Regions from separate parts of the Mus musculus genome. Here region 2 is linked to region 1. A link is a loop called in an ENCODE intact Hi-C map of the cell type or tissue named here. Cell type or tissue: left cerebral cortex. All regions are shown on one strand.

Evidence for each region. Peaks named below come from ENCODE experiments on the same cell type or tissue, not always from the same donor. Only the 100,000 strongest peaks of a DNase experiment are listed, where the experiment ranks them.
Region 2: it touches region 1 in a loop (1.8-fold over the local background); 2 of 42 quality-filtered maps call a loop at or near these places.

What each region holds. Positions count from the first base shown.
Region 1 is chr5:105,747,431-105,755,430 of GRCm38, forward strand. The region is part of intron 2 of Lrrc8d (leucine rich repeat containing 8D); the gene reads left to right. Among named protein-coding and RNA genes, the nearest start is that of Gm42166, 47 kb to the left of the region's middle. In left cerebral cortex, no CTCF peak of the experiment used is centred here; a DNase peak (open chromatin) is centred at 3,643; H3K27ac peaks cover 232 bases.
Region 2 is chr5:105,817,227-105,825,226 of GRCm38, forward strand. No RefSeq gene overlaps it. Among named protein-coding and RNA genes, the nearest start is that of Zfp326, 55 kb to the right of the region's middle. In left cerebral cortex, no CTCF peak of the experiment used is centred here; DNase peaks (open chromatin) are centred at 269, 1,626, 4,360 and 5,982.

The DNA.
Region 1 (8,000 bases):
GGTGTCTGTTCACTCTCAGTCCTCAGGTGGGTGTCTGCTCACTCTCAGTCCTCAAGTGGGTGCTTACTCTTGTTCCTCAAGTGAGTGCTTACTCTCAGTCCTCAAGTGGGTGCTTACTCTCAGTTCTCAGGTGGGTGCTTACTCTCAGTTCTCAGGTGGGTGCTTACTCTCAGTTCTCAGGTGGGTGCTCACTCTCAGTCCTCAGGTGGGTGCTCACTCTCAGTCCTCAGGCCTCTGCTCACTCTCACAGTCCTCTGTTCTGACTGTCTCTGGGATTACAAACACACATGGCCATACTTAACCATACTTTCTTTTAAAAAGCACTTAGTGATTACTTTAGAGTTTATAACTGACGCCACCACCTTAATGATAATAATAATAATAATTCTCCCTCTTCCTCTTCCTCTTCCTCTTCTTCCTCCCCTACTTCCTCCCCTCCTCCTCCTCATTATTATCAGGGACATGCACAGCTTTAGGATTGACCTGACTGGGACCAGGGAATGACGGACACACACATGTACAGAAAAGCTGGGATCTGGCGGGCCCTGCGTTCTTGATGGAGATTCATTAGCAGCCCAGAAACTCAGTAGTTGTTAATATAAGCTGAAGGAGGATGAGGTTAGCTCATCTCCAGAGGGTCCCTGGAGAGGAGCAGTCTTAAGCTTTAGTCCTCCTGGAGGAGGAGGAGGAGGAGGAGGGTTGGTACTTCTCTGAAAACCGTCAACATCTGTAGTTGGAGCAGGCCTTGCCATTCCCCTCAGCCTGACTGGTGGAAGTCTCTTCTGTTGATTGGTTTAATGCATTAGGGTCTTTCACTCATGTCACATACGCATGCTCATTCTCACAGGGTACTCTCATTGCGCACAAGTGCATATGCACACATGTATGCCCCGGTGCATGGATGAGAGTCAGGGTGATCATTTAGAGTCGGTTCTCTTCTTAGACCTTCACACAAGTTCTGCAGCGCAAACTCAGGTCATCAGGCTCATGTAGCAAGTGCTGTCCCTACTGCACCATCTTGCTGGCCATCAACTTCTGCTTTGTTTGTTTTTTGAGACAGGGTTTCTCCTTGTAGCCCTGGCTGTCCTAGAACTCACTCTGTAGACCAGGCTAGCCTTAAACTCATAGATTCTTCTGCTTCCCGAGTGCTGGGATTAAAGGCACGTGTCACCACCGCCTGACTAACTTCTGCTTTAAAATAAATAAATAAAATAAAATAAAATAAAATTGGGGGCTGGAGAGCTGTCTCAGTGATTAAGAGCACTGACTGCTCTTCCAGAGGACCTGAGTTGACCAGCAACCACATGGTGGCTCACAGCTACCTGTAATGGAATCTGATTCCCTCTTCTGAAAGTAGAACACTCATATACATAGAATGCATAAATACATAAAGACAATTACATATGTGATAATGCATAGAATAAAATTAAAAAGCTGTCCATGAATATAGTAAGAATATTGTTGCTTGGTGGTAAGATGATAGATAGTTCTTAGATTTATTTTCACTTTTAATTTTATGTATGTGTGTATATATATATATATATGTATATATACACACATACATACACGTATATCATATTATATAATACATATTATATATTGCATAATAATACATGGTATATTGTATATAAGTATATTATAATATATAAAAATATATCTCATATATATATATGCATGTGAATGCTGATGCCCTGGAAGACCAGAGATGTCACATCCCCAGGCTCTGAAGTTGCAGGTGTTGCCCAACATGGGTGCTGGGAACTGAACCCTGTTCCTTGGCAAGAGAAATCTCCTCTCTGAACAACCGGAGCCATCTCTCTAGCCCTCTAGACTTCTGCTTTAAAAAAAAAAAAAAAAAAAAAAGCTTCCTGTATTATCGGAGTTTTAGACATAATCAGTGTCACATTTATTACCAGAATGAACCAGATTCATTTCACTTTGAGAAGACGAGGTAAACCAGAATCAAGTAAACTGAGACTCTGCTTGGCTCTAAATATACGCCCTGCCTTTGGCATGTGGGGTGCGCACAGGGTCTCAGGCCACCTCCACTTTCTGGACAGGAAGATGACAGAGTTGGTTGCCTCTCGTTGTTATCACTCCTGTTCCTTCTCAGTCTATATAGTGAGAAGGAGCCCAGTAGGCTGTGGGAATCTGTGCACTCTTCGCAGATCTGTCTGTCTGTCTGTCTGTCTGTCTCTGTCTCTCCCTCTCTCCCTCTACCTCCCTCTCTCCCTCTCTCTCTCAGAATGGCACAGAACTGCCTTGTGACTCTTTCCCGTCTTTTGAAAAATAATGAGAGCCGAGAATGATAACGTTTGCTGCCTTAAAAACGTAACCTTTCACATACAATGTCTAACTGTTTAGTTTTGTTTATAAATGTGCAGCTCTTGGGTTGGTGGGACATGAACCTGCTGAAGGAGTCAGGTTTGGGGGCATCACCTGTGAAAGGCATGGCTGGTAATGACTAATATAAGGCTGTCTAGATAGTAGGAAAATAAAAATATTTGAGAAAATCATGATGGCTGCCATTGTGTGTGTGTTTATTCTCCCTTCTGGATTTATTTGGGTTCCTAATAGAAGACAAATCCAAACTCAGGTTTGGGGAAGTTAGCATGGTGTAATACCAATAGATTGATGGTCTCCGTTTACTGCCATTGTTACTGTTTTTGAAGTATTGCAGATTGACTCTAAGGCCTCATCCGTGACAGACAGCTACATACTATACCTATAGCCTGGGCTTACATATATGGATAATTGCTATTCAAGGGATTGTGAGCAAAATGGCACCATTTTCCAGTAAAATACTTTACAGCAGATGTTTTACAGGTATATGAGCCCTTGGGATACTTCAAGAGAATATTGAAATGTTAACGAGGTTTTGTTATTTGTAATAAAATCCTCTCATACCATTCGGTAGATATTGAGGGTAAGGGGAGTGAATTTGACTTCGTTTTCATACTCGGTCCTGAATAGAGATAGCATTTGTGGGAGGGTTGAATTACCAGAGGGATACGGGAGAGGGTTCTAGGCCTTGCTCCTGCCTCAGTTTACCTTTGGGGCTGTGAGGCTGTGCTGTCATTGGTTTCTCCCCTGTTTTTAACCTGCTGTTTGCAGCTGTGATGGGCTGTGAGTGAGGGGAAAATGACCTGTTGTTATGTTAAATGCAGAGGAAGAGAATAATCTGCAGAGAGCTCTCACAACCAAAGAGCAAGAGCTTGATGGCTTTGCTTTTGTATATGCGAAGGTAATGCTTTAATGACCACTCTGGGGAGAAGATTGGCAGGCGCTCATTTCAGAGTAGTCTTTCATGGGCTACCTCATGGTTGCCTCCCTGCCTGTTCTAATCCTTTGCTCTTTGAAGGAAGACATCTTGTGGTCCAAATTGCCACATTCGCCCAGTGTGAGCCCTAGATGTAAGTGGAATAGCACATTGTGAAAACCAGAGTGAGAAATTCTGAAATGACTGAGATGACCTCGGCGGAAGGGTGGCAGGTCCTCCAGATTGTATCCAGAATAGTGACTTTAATATTCTTTTTATAAAAACTTCATTCACATCCAGCGCAATAAAATAAGATATTTTAGGTAGTTTCAGAATTAGACTTCTTTGCCATTTTCAGTGTTAACTCATAATTCGTGTATTTGGAAGAGCAGACGTTTTACAGCTTCTAAATATATAGTCTCCCAAGTTTTAGTCTTGCTTTGTGGACGAGCCCAGCACATTGGGGTCACTCATTAGCCAAACTTTCCATTTGTGCACTGATGGTGGGCAGTCAAACTTACAGACGCGGTGCTTCAGGCAGGCCTATACCCCACCAGAAACGTGCAATTTAAGCTTTTCTAGAAGACATCAGAACCTCTGCCTCCTTTAATCTCTCTTTAGTCAGAAACATTATGAATTAAAGCTTTTATGGTAAAACTTAAAAGATTTTTTTCCTTTGGTTTTATTTGTTTGTTTGTTTTTTCGAGACAGGGTTTCTCTCTGTAGCCTTGGCTGTCCTGGAACTCACTCTGTAGACCAGGCTGGCCTCGAATTCAGAAATCCATCTGCCTCTGCCTCCCAAGTGCTGGGATTAAAGGCGTGCGCCACCACTGCCCAGCAAAACTTAAAAGATTAACACAGATTTGGCTCTAGCTTGTCTGTCCCTCCCTCGTGAAATGATTGACAGACAAGCTAGCCTCCCCTCCCTCTCCTTTCCCTGTGAGTTCCCAACTCCAGAACGCTTTCCTTACTTTGCTGGACAACTCCAGTTATTTGGCTTTTACTTTTGAGATACAGTCTTACTCTGTAGACCAGGCTAGCCTCAAATTCAGAAACCCACCTGCCTCTTAGGGGTTAAAGGTGTCTGCCCTCCTCTACCCATAGCAGTTTGTTTACAGTTGTTCGATTAGATTTTCTTTGAAATTCTTTCAATACTCCTCATTTTTCCTTTTGAAGTTACATTGGAGAACCTCATCCGCCACAGATGATCTTCTGCGGGAAGGCAGGTGAGGAACAGAGAGAAAGGAAACGGACCCCTAAGCCTTAGCCCTTCTGATGAACGGGGAAAGTGCGGGTGCCTTTGGCGGATCTATAAAGCTCTGTGCAGTTACCCCTTCCACATGGCTTTGGGATGCTGAAGTTTCTGATCCTGCACCCCTTTCCCTGAATGCTTTTTTCCACAGTCTGTTACTATTTTGAGATTAATACTTGCTTTTCAAGAATATGTACCTCAAAGTGACAGTGTTGCTTAAGGACATTTCAGAGATTCTTGGATATTCTGTCCTAATTCCAAACGAAAATCCACGTGACGGTCTTAATAAAACTCAAGCTGGAAACAGCCATTTTTATTTTGTTTTGTTTTGTTTTTGTTTTGTTTTTCGAGACAGGGTTCCTCTGTGTAGCCCTGGCTGTCCTGGAACTCACTTTGTAGAACAGGCTGGCCTCAAACTCAGAAATCCACCTGGGGCTGGTGAGATGGCTCAGTGGGTAAGAGCACCCGACTGCTCTTCCGAAGGTCCAGAGTTCAAATCCCAGCAACCACATGGTGGCTCACAACCATCCGTAAGGAGATCTGACTCCCTCTTCTGGAATGTCTGAAGACAGCTACAATGCACTTACATATAATAAATAAATAAATCTTTAAAAAAATAAAAATTAAAAAAAAAAAAAAGAAATCCGCCTGCCTCTGCCTCCCAAGTACTGGGATTAAAGGTGTGCGCCACCACCGCCCGGCGGGAACAGCCATTTTTAAAACCTAACATTCTAACAGGATAACATTCAAAGATAGATGAGGGTGATACATGCTGAGTGATGGTAGGAAATACGAGAAGTCCCAGCTGGCTTCTGTGCCTCCAGCATTGTCTCTGTAAGGGCAGACAGCTCCATGTGTGCACAGTAGAGACACTGCAGTTCATAACATGACAGCCGCTGAGGGGCGTTTCAGTCAGTGGTTGCTGGCCTTGCACAGTGTGACAGACAGCCTATGTACTGCAAATGCAGTACAAAATGGGCACGTTCAGATCCACCGAAACCGTCACAGGAATGGATACTTTTTTTTTTTTTTGAATTTTCTGTCATTGCTAAAGCCAAATTTCTTGTGGCCCTTACATTCACTCACCTAACCGCATGGTGGGGTCGATTCAGAAACCCAGAAGGAAGCAAACTAACAGGTACATTGTAGCAACTTGTTGCTCCAACTGGAGGAGATCCCGAAAGAGTTCTAGAGCCTGAGCCCCCTTGTAATTTCTGCCCTCTTTAACAGTCTTTACTGTCTGTCATGAGGAAGCGGGTGTGGCCTGGAAGGTCCTGGAGCCAGCCTTCCTACTCCTGCCTTCTACTGGCTAAGCTGTTTTTTTCCTATGATTTCATGGGTGACATATTTGAAGCCATGTTTCTTTTTGGTTTTCATAAAAGTTTGCTGTTTCAAAATAAGAATTTTCATTTGGTTCTTTTTTGCAGCAACATAATAAATACTCATTTAATGAAAATATAGGAGATGAAGCAATTGAGAGAAATTGCATCGCAGGGTGCAGTGTGTAAATAGGTGTATGTATGTGTGTGGGGGGTGCCGAGGGCGAGAATAGCCTCCGGGGCTCTTGCCTGCCTGCCTGCCTAATTTGTAATCTGGATACCTGGATTATTATTGAAGGTCTCCTGTCTCTCGCTGCTATTGGTTTTTAGAATGACCCTATTTCCTTTCTCTTCTTCTTTTACTTAGCCCACGAAGACTAAGCCTGTCCATTTGAGAAATGTCTGTTACAGACCAGGCCAGACATGAATCTCTGTTCATGTGATGTTTTCTGGGGTCTGTGTTAGTTTAATTTTTTCCCCTTGTTTTTCTGCACTTTGGTATGAAGATGCTGTGTTTATGAAGAGAGCCTCGGTGTCTTTCATGTATTATGCATTCTTAAACCAATCCCAGCCAGCTCTGACCCTTTGAGATTTTAAAACTGCTTTGTTCCGGTTTCTGCGAATTTTTGAAATATTAAAAAAAATGTTCTTGAGGGGATGGGTCATGGGAAAAATTTTTCAGGGTCGTTTCTTCTTAGAAAACTGTAATTTTGCATAGAGAGGTTTTATTCAGGGTTCAATTCTGCCAGGTGCACGCCGCCTTGAACTTGAGCCCCCCAGCTTGTTTGGTATTTAATTCTCTGTTTTTTGGAGACAAAGCCTCTTGAGTTAACTGCCTTCAGTTCTTCCCGTTGTCCCATCAAAGAAAGGTCTGAAAGCCTGGGTTTGTGTTGGAGCCACATGTCAATACATGAGGATCAAAAGATTCTTCTGTTCTGTTTTTTTGTCTTTGAACCAGGACTTTCCAGAAAGAACACAGACTTGTTTTGAATATTGCCGCCTCTGGGTGTGATTATGCAAGTCAGTAGTATTTTTGATTTTTAAAACCCCGTTCATAATAGTTGCAGAGGTATGAAATTGCAAGGAAAACAAAAATACTCTTTTTTTTTTTTCTTCTCCAAATAACTTGCACAAAGCAGCCTTTGAGTGCAGGTGGCTTACAAGGATCTGCAGTTCTCCCACTGCAGAGGACGTTTCCGTAAGAGCTGCTTCCCATTTAAACCCCACCTGCCAGGAGTCTGCCCCAAGTCTCATTTTAAACTGAGTATATGAGCATACATGTGTGTGTGTGTGTGTGTGTGTGTGTGTGTGTGTGTGTGTGTGTACATGTCGTAGGCAGATGTCTACATGTGTGTGTCTTCAAATGTACTTCACCTTGGTTTTTGAGACAGAATCTCTCACTGGCTTGGAGCTTCCCAAGCAGGTAGGCTGATGGCCTGTGAGTACCAAGGATCTGTCTGTGTCCTTCTCCCTAGTGCTAGGATGAAGCAAGCCCAAGCCTTTTTATGTTGCTCTGAGGATACAGTTCAGGTCTGGAGCACTTTACGGAGGAAGCCTTTTCCCCAGTCATGGAAGTTTTAAGCTCCATCCGATATCCTTGGATGTTCCTCATGTGCTGACTCCATTTAAGGCCCCCATCAAGTCCTCCCGGAGCTGTGGTCCCTATGCCGATGGTCTCCGTGTCTCTGACCTCCAGTGCCCTACAGACACTGGAGCTGATAGGCAGCCACCTGCCCGAGCCCTCAGTGTTTATCTTTGCCCTCAGATTTCTTAAGAAAACAGTGTCCTCACACGAGGCCTTGTCTGAGGAAGTCCCTGCCTGTGTCTCCAGTCTGAAGCTGTTGCCCCTCCCCCGCCACACACACACACACACACACACAGACAGACACACACACAGATACACACACACACACACACACACACACACACACACACACACACACACACACACGCTCACCTGAAACCTTACAGATCCTACCTAGGCTCTTCCAGTCTGTGCCTCTGCCCTCCCTCCACTCTTTCACGTTAACCTAGCTTTCTCCCTTTTCTTCCTTGTATCTTAAGTTCCATCTCCCTCAAGAGATTGTGTGTGTGTGTGTGTGTGTGTGTGTGTGTGTGTGTGTGTGTGTGTGGTCTACATTGTGAAAGCCGAGAACCTACTACTGTAAGT
Region 2 (8,000 bases), 70 kb after region 1:
CTTGCTGAACCTGGAACTCATGCTTTAGGCTAAGCTGGTTGGCCAGTGAACTCCAGGGACCCGCTTGTCACTGTCCCCCAGAGCATGCCACCATGGTCAGTTTCTGTGGGTGCTGTGGATCTGACCTGTGGGCCTCGGGGTTGCATAGTAAACATTTCAGTGACTGGCCTATCTCTCCAGTTCTCTGTGCTAACTGTAAATAGCAGAAATGGCAGGATGCCATGGCTGGCTTGCCTTTCAGCAAAGAGCCAGTCTACAGAGACTGTAATCAGCACAATATCCGAAGCTGGGCACTGGCCTCTCTGCCCCAGGCATCTGCTGCCTAATCACTCAGAACTGATGGGCGCTAGATGCCCTCAAACAGTAGCAAGGGGTACCTTTCTCTTACCCAGTTTCTATTAACTTTATCAGCTCTTAATAATGCCCCTGAATTCGCAAGAGCTCACCGTCAATTGATTTAAATGCCACCTCCCATGGCACTGTTTGCAAACAGCAACATTCTGAGGGAAGACTTAACTGCAAAATGCTGATTCATCTAAAGACTTCGGTCACACTGGGCTGTGGCGTCTCAGTCAAACAGAAGGAAACTGGCCCTCGGTGTCTTGTGAGTCTGTGAATCCTTGTGACAGTGTGTTAGTGTTGTACACACCAGACATGGGGAAAGCAAGTCAGACATGTTTTGGCTTAACAGTGTTTTGTCTTTCTCCAACATCTCTTGAGCTCCCATCTGAAGAACTGGTTTTATCTGGCCCTTGTACATCCTTGGCAAGCAGTGAGTGGACCCTTAGCCACTGACAAAAACGACTTTGAAGTTTTATTTTGCTTCGAGACAGGCTCTTCTGTGGCTCAAGCTACCTTCTAACTCAAAATGTAGCCAAGAATGGCCTCAGACTTGGACTCGTACTGTCTCCCCCTCCCGAGTGCTAGAGCTACAGATGAGCACCTCGCATCTCACAGACTCAGTGGTGTGGTGGAGTGCATGCTAGATAAGGACTCTGCGTACATCTCAAGCCCCTAAGGTGTGTTTAAATATTCCATGTTTAAGTTACAGAGTCGTAGAGAACATCCTTTTCTCCTGATTATCCCTATCCCACCCTGAACACAAGACTGGCTTTCTCAGTTCAGAAAAGTAAGCTTCAAGTCATTACTGGGGCCACAATTTTAGTAATGGAGGTCAGGTAACCTAAGAGTGGGCAGAGAGAGTTCATTGTTTAGAATTTGTGGCCAGCAAGCCCTGACATACGGACTTTTCAGGTACGAAGTGGGGCTTTCTATTGTAAGTCTCTGGTGCCTTTTGTAACTGCCTCTCCTGGTTTCTACATTAACAATAATAACCAAACCCTTCAAGTTGCTGATGGCAGCAAACCCCAAAGTGCCCTTGACTGCCCATTTACCTTGCTGAAGAGAGGCCAGAGGGCCGTCCTCCTGCCAATCCCAGCAGGACTTTCATCAGTAATTCATTCCAGCAAAATGGCCCCTTTATTAGCTGAACTCCCCAAACAAAGGCTGGGCAAAGCAAAAGCTCTTTCATAAAAAGAACAAAACCGTGGAAACAAGTTCCCCGAATGTCCTCTAACTTAGGACTACCACACAGAGTGGTCCTGTCTGGTCCTGGCCAGATGTGGCTCTCTCTAGAGAGTTGTACCTGCTGGAGACTGGGACAGGCTGGAACAAGAGCTTAAGAGCAGCAGACACCAATGACCTACTTGACTCGTGGGGTTTTGTTGCTGTCTTTTGCTTTTAGTTTTCGATGTTGAAGATCAGACCCAGGCTCTCTCCCTGGTAAGTACATTCTCTACCTCCGAGGTGTACCGCCAGACTCCTTTATGACGAGTTTTGGTTTTGATAACGTCACAATATTTAGTCAGGCTGGCCTCAAGCTTGGATTCATGAGTGTAGGAAATCTGGGTGTGTGTTGTCACACATGGCTAAATACAATGCACAGATGAGACCGTCCGATACAAAGTTTCCCTTTCTTGTAAGGGCCTTCACCTGGAGTCAGCTGCATGTTCTTATCGCCTTGGGACCCCTGAAGGTGAATGCCACCCTAGCACTGTGGCAGTACCTCCCTTACTCCTTAGATTAAGTCTGGAGTGAATTCTTACACTGCAAATCTGCCCCAGTCCCAGCTCAGGCTACTGGGCCTCAAGCCTCAGTCCCTGTATCACAAGCAGGAGGCGATGTTACCCGCGGCACTGTTTCCCTCATAGGTTTTTCCTTTTATGGAGTATGGGTTGGTTAAATGGAGTGTGTCACTCGGTGTTATACCTGTCGCTAAGCACTCAGTACTAATCTGATTATTTTTATAAACACCTACAACAAAAGCCGGGGCCGTCCTTGATGTGCATTCTCTTTCTTTGTGAATTTTCCCTTAGCAATCTGAACACAGAATAAAACCATGGATAAAATAAACTCTTTGCCAGCCCTCTGTGGGACTAAATGTGGCTGCGCAGTTGAATTCTAATTAAATGAATGGGATGGAGCCTTAAAGGAAGGGTCATGCCACCTGCTATCCCATGTGTGATGTTTAAAACACAGATAGGAATTCATTCAGGTCAGAATGCAGACTGGCCTGGGAGCACAGTAGAAGCCACCCGGGGTCAAGGAGCAGGGTTTCATAAAAGAGGAGCAAACCTCTGTTGAGAGCTGTTACTGGGCCGGAAGGGGGCGGTGGTGCACAGGGTGTGGTTGCAGGAGGGTCCTGGGTGTCCCATTGGTTCTGGAGCGAGTTAGAAATGGGGGCATCTCATGTCTCTTTCCAGACTGAATTCAAGTGTGTATTTTAAGGTTAATGTACACAGGAAGGGGGCTGTAGCAGTAGGCCAGTTGCCTAGCACACGCAGGGTTCGACCCTTTGCACTGAAAATAAGTGATGAAGTTTGAGGAGCATTGTCCTGAGTGTGGAGAGCCAGGCTTGACAGGCAAAAGCAGGTGCTTGCCTCTGAGTCTGTGACCTGAAGTCATTCCCTGGGATCCATGGTAGGAGAACCAACTTCTGCAAGTTGTTCTCCACCCTCTACAGGTGTGCTGTTGCACATGTGTGTGCATGCATAGTCAGAACAACTCCGTACAACTTTTAAAAAGTAGATCAGAGGTTGGCGTCGGCATTTCCAGAAGTGGCTATTTGGGAACTTATCGGTACTTGTGGCTTACACCTGCTTCCACGTTTGCATTTGCTCCTGCTGGCCCTTGTGCTCTTTGCATCACCATAGCGACCATAGGGCTACTCAGACTGCTGTGGATGACTTGCGTCCAAGGAGGCAATACACATGTCCGCCCAGCTGTGGCAAAGCAAGAGAGAGCCTAGAACTGCCTGCCACCTGCAGCCGGGAGCTCCACCTGGGTGACTTGGCTACAGAACCAGTAAAGCTGCGCTTTGAAAAGATTAAGGCACACCTGAGTATGGGTGGGCGGGCCGGCTGCTTTTTTTGTCTCTGTTTTTTTTTTCAAAGTTTTTTACTTTATGAGTATGAGTATCTTGTCTACATGTATGTCTGTGCACTATATGCATTCCTGGTGCTGGAGGAGTCTAGAAGAGGCTGTTGGATCCCCTGCCACTGGAATTAAAAGGCAGTTGTGAGCCACTGTGTGGGTTCTGGGAACTGAACCAGAGACCCCTGCAGAAGTATCTCTCCAGCCCCACTGTGGGCTTCTGAAAGGAGAGTCACACCTTTAAGTGTCTGAACAATTTAATATACCATTTTGATTGCTCTAAAATTATAATTAAAAGGGTAGTAGGGGGCTATGGTGGCATGAAAGAGCACTCAAGAGGCAGATGCAAGCAGATCTGTCTGAGCTCCAGGCCAGCCAGGGCTGCATATTGAAAAGACTGTCTCAAACAATAAAAAGTTTTAACATACTCAAGACTGTGAAATTTGAAGGTTCTCTAACTGCTCCAGTGGCGTGCACACTTGTACAAAGCTCTAAACCCCCCAACACTTTTCACAGGCCCAGCTGACCACAGAATGTCCCGGGGAAACTGCCTACATCTCAGCAGAAGGCACAAGAATCCTGGAGGGGCGGGGAGTATGACAAGCTCTGTAGGGTCAGTTTGTCTTTGAAAATCACTTAAGTACTAGAGAGCCATGAATTCCTTCCAAGTAGAGGCTCTCTCCGTGGAGACTCCCTCAAGACACGTCTCCAGAGCTTGCCCAGGTCTTCCTGCAGCTGAAGCTTCCGACTTTCTGGTTGCCATCCTGGAGCTGACCCTTCACGAGGGTGATTGGGTTAATCAGCATCTTCTCTTCCTTGGGATGCCGATGATGACTTCAGCACAGTGCCTACCAGTCCTGCAGATGCAGTGCAGCAGCTTAGCCAGAGCAGGCAGGAAATTCATTGGAAACTGCATGCTGTCCCATTTGTAAAGTAGCTGACGCATCCCAGCCTACACCTTCCATCTCTAAGCCAGTGCTGCTCTGTGAGATCGGTTGCTCTCGGGTTCTGAAGTGAGAAAAGATTTGATTCTAGAGCTCAAGTTTAGAAGCAGACTGGGTCACCCAAGCTACAGTGTGCCACCACAGACCCTGCAAGATGGACCTCTGATTCATTCCTCATAGCAGACCAGGGATAATGAGTGTGAACCCAAGTGCACCCAAGTCCAGAAAAAGCCACACTGGCACTGAAGAGTCTACAAGCCTAAGACTTGGAAGGCTGCATGCAAATCTAGAAATAATTTATCTGGGCTGTCTTTAGTCTTTGGGGGAGGGGGTCTTTTTTAATTTATGTATTTATTTATTTTGTTTTTTTAAACACAGGGTTTTTCTTTATAGCCCTGGCTGCTCTGAAACTTACTCTGTAGACCAAGCTGACCTAGAACTCAGAGATTTATCTGCCTACCTCTGTCCCCAGAGAGCTGGGGTTAAAGGAATGTACCACCACAGCCTGGCCACTGTCTTTAGTTTTAGTAGCCACGTTTTCTCCACTTCCGTGTCTGACCTAGCATTCTATTAAAACTTTTAGAATGTATTCTTCTTAGTAGATCTCTGTCTTCCACCAACCCAAAAGTTAATGATGTTAGATGGCATCTAAAAATTCCGTAACAGGCTGGAAAGATGACTCCATACGCAAGAGTGTTTATTAGACAGACAAAATGACTTAAGTTTAAGTCTCCAGAAGCCGTGTACAAAGTTGTGTATGTTCACACACATCCCTGCAGTCCTCCACACTGGGGCCAGAGACAGGAGGATTATGGGACTTACTGACCTGAGCCTAGCCTCAGACTCAGTGAGACACACTGTCTTATGGAAATAAGGCAGAGAATGATGGAACAGGACAGGGGCATGTGCACATACATGTGCATATACCACACTCTACACTACACACACAATAGTAAAATCTTGAAGATTAAAACCCTGTTTGCTATAACTCATCTATCTGATGCTCCTGCTGAAGTATATGGTAAATATCTTGACTTAGGACTTTCTGATTTATGACTAAGGCTCATGAAACCACTTCACCCTGAGAAGGATTATTCAGGACAAGTCAGAGCTGTGCTACTTGGGCAAGCTGAAACCATGTGCCTGAGTCACAGAAACACTCCCATTTGCCTTAGAGTAAACTATTTCTTACTTCATTTGAGTAGAGAGCTGCACAACAGGAATTGTGCCTATCTTCCAGTTGGGGAAACTGAGGTTAGGCAATCTGCACAGGACACCATACTTTACACTCCTTGCTCCAAACTGCAGAGCAGTGACCAGAGTGAGTTCTGTCTGTCTGCAATTCTGAATTCAGCGTGAACATCCGGTTGCATAAATATGCCCTGAGCTAGGATCCCCCGAGTTTTAGCGTCAGATGTTTTTAGTTTGTCTCCACATCTGTCCTTGCAGTACTTGTTAGGAAAGGGCAACCCACCCAAGGTACGCAGTCATGTTCCCTCGTTAAATGCTAAAGGCGTGCCGTGCTTACTCAGAAATGAGGGCACTCTGTCGGAACTATTCAGTGAGAGTCTGCGTGGTGCAGGGTGGCATTCAGGAGATCCAGAGAGGTGGGAGCAGGCAAGTGCTGGATCATTTGCAAGGCCCTTGGGGCAGATGTGGCTTTTCTCTGAGGCATGGCATTTCAGCGCGGATTCCCAGGCTGTCACAGCCCAGGCAGCGCCAGGCAGCTACTCTGTTCTGACCTTTATTCTTACTGCATTGCTTTCTTTTCTTCTGGGCAGTCACCATAGTTGCCATCTGGGACACGGCAGAAGGCAGACATGTGTGGTCTGTGCAGAGGAAGGGGCCGGGCTCCTGTGGATGAACTGCTTAGAATAGAGATGAAGGAAGTTCAGGAGATTACCTTGTAGTTCTCAGTCCTGCTGATGAATGTGCTCCTGACAGATGTGAATCTCAGAGCCTCCAGGAGGGGTGTGGTGTGTGTGTGTGTGTGTGTGTGTGTGTGTGTGTGTGTGTGTCTATATGTGAGAGTATGTGTGGTGACTGTATGTGAGTGTGTGTGTGTGTGTATGAGGGTGTGGGGGTGGTGTGGAGGGGTAGAATCTGTGTGTGTGTGTGTGTGTGTGTGTGTGTGTGTGTGTGTGTGTCTATGTGTGAGAGTATGTGTGGTGTCTCTGTATGTGAGTGTGTGTGTGTGTGTGTATGAGGGTGTGGGGGTGGTGTGGAGGGGTAGAATCTGTGTGTGTGTGTGTTAGTGTCTATGTGTGTGCATGTGGTATGTATGTAAGAGTGTATGTATGAGTGTGTGGGTGGAATCTGTGTGTTAGTATCTGTGTGTGATGTGTGTGCATGTGTGTGGTATGTGTGTGTATATGTGTTTGTGTGGTATGTGTGCATATGTGTGTGCTATGTGTATGTGTAATGCATATGTATGTGTGTGGTATGTGTGTAGAATGTGTATGTGAGTATGTGTGTGGTGTGTGTAGGTATGTGTGTGTATGTGTGTATGAGTGTGTATGGTGTGTGTATGTGTATGGTATGTGTATGAGAGTGTGTGTTATGTGTGTGGTGTGTGTGGTGTAAGGTGTGTGTATGAGTGTGTGGAGTGTATACATGTGTGTGTTGTGTGTGCAAGTATGTGTAGTATGTGATCTGTATGCTATTTTTGACCTCCTTATAAAAGTGAGAGAAACTGTGAGAAGATAACACAGCGCAGCTCACATATAGTCACTATTACCAGGAGATTTCCCCCACTTGCCACAACTAAAATTAGAGTCAACAGTGGCCAAGACCTGAGGAAGGAACTCCGAGGAAGCCGGGAAAGGGGCGGGAATGTTTTCAAATGTTGTAAACACTTATTCTGCCATTTGCAGAATAAAATTAGCCAGTGACGCATCCCTTGGGTGGTGTCTCCCAGCAGCCTGAGTGACAAGCATGGCAGACACTGTGTGCTCCGTCCACAGATCACAGAGGTACTAAGGTACCCCGCTCCTACTGAGTTTGAAGTGGCTGCAATGCTAAATTAATATTCTTGGCCTCAGACTTTATTCCTTGTGAATAAGTGGCCTCTTCCCAACAGTATAACCACCTGCCACAGGTGCTCTGAGAAGCCACAGGCACGGTGGTCAGGGTTAGGTTACTGCAACTGCCTCCTAGAATATCATCGCTCAACAAGGTGAGTTTTGCTTCATTGCCTGTAAAACGAACCTGATGGTGTTAAAGGCCTCATAGCATATCGGGAAGATAAAAATGCATTAGCATGAAAACCCCCCTCAGAGCGATATACAGCCAGTGCTTAAGATAAGCAAGCAGCTTTTAAGCATGTTTTGAGATACGATTCATATCTATTAGCAAACATAAACCTGGAGGGGCAGGGCAACTGGAACAGACTGGACTAGGAGAGGGAATGCACCCTGGGCAGGAAGGCCTGACCCAGCCTTGCTCACACAGACAAGTGCTTCACCCTTATCGGTTTGTTTATGTTGCTTAGCACAGTGGGGCTGTCACACACTGAAATGTTAAGAACCCTCTTTAGTTGGTTATGATTATTTATAATTAGTACTCCAAACTTGGGTCAGGCCCAGTGGTCCATCTGGCCAAAGGCCCCAAGACACATTTCTAAGG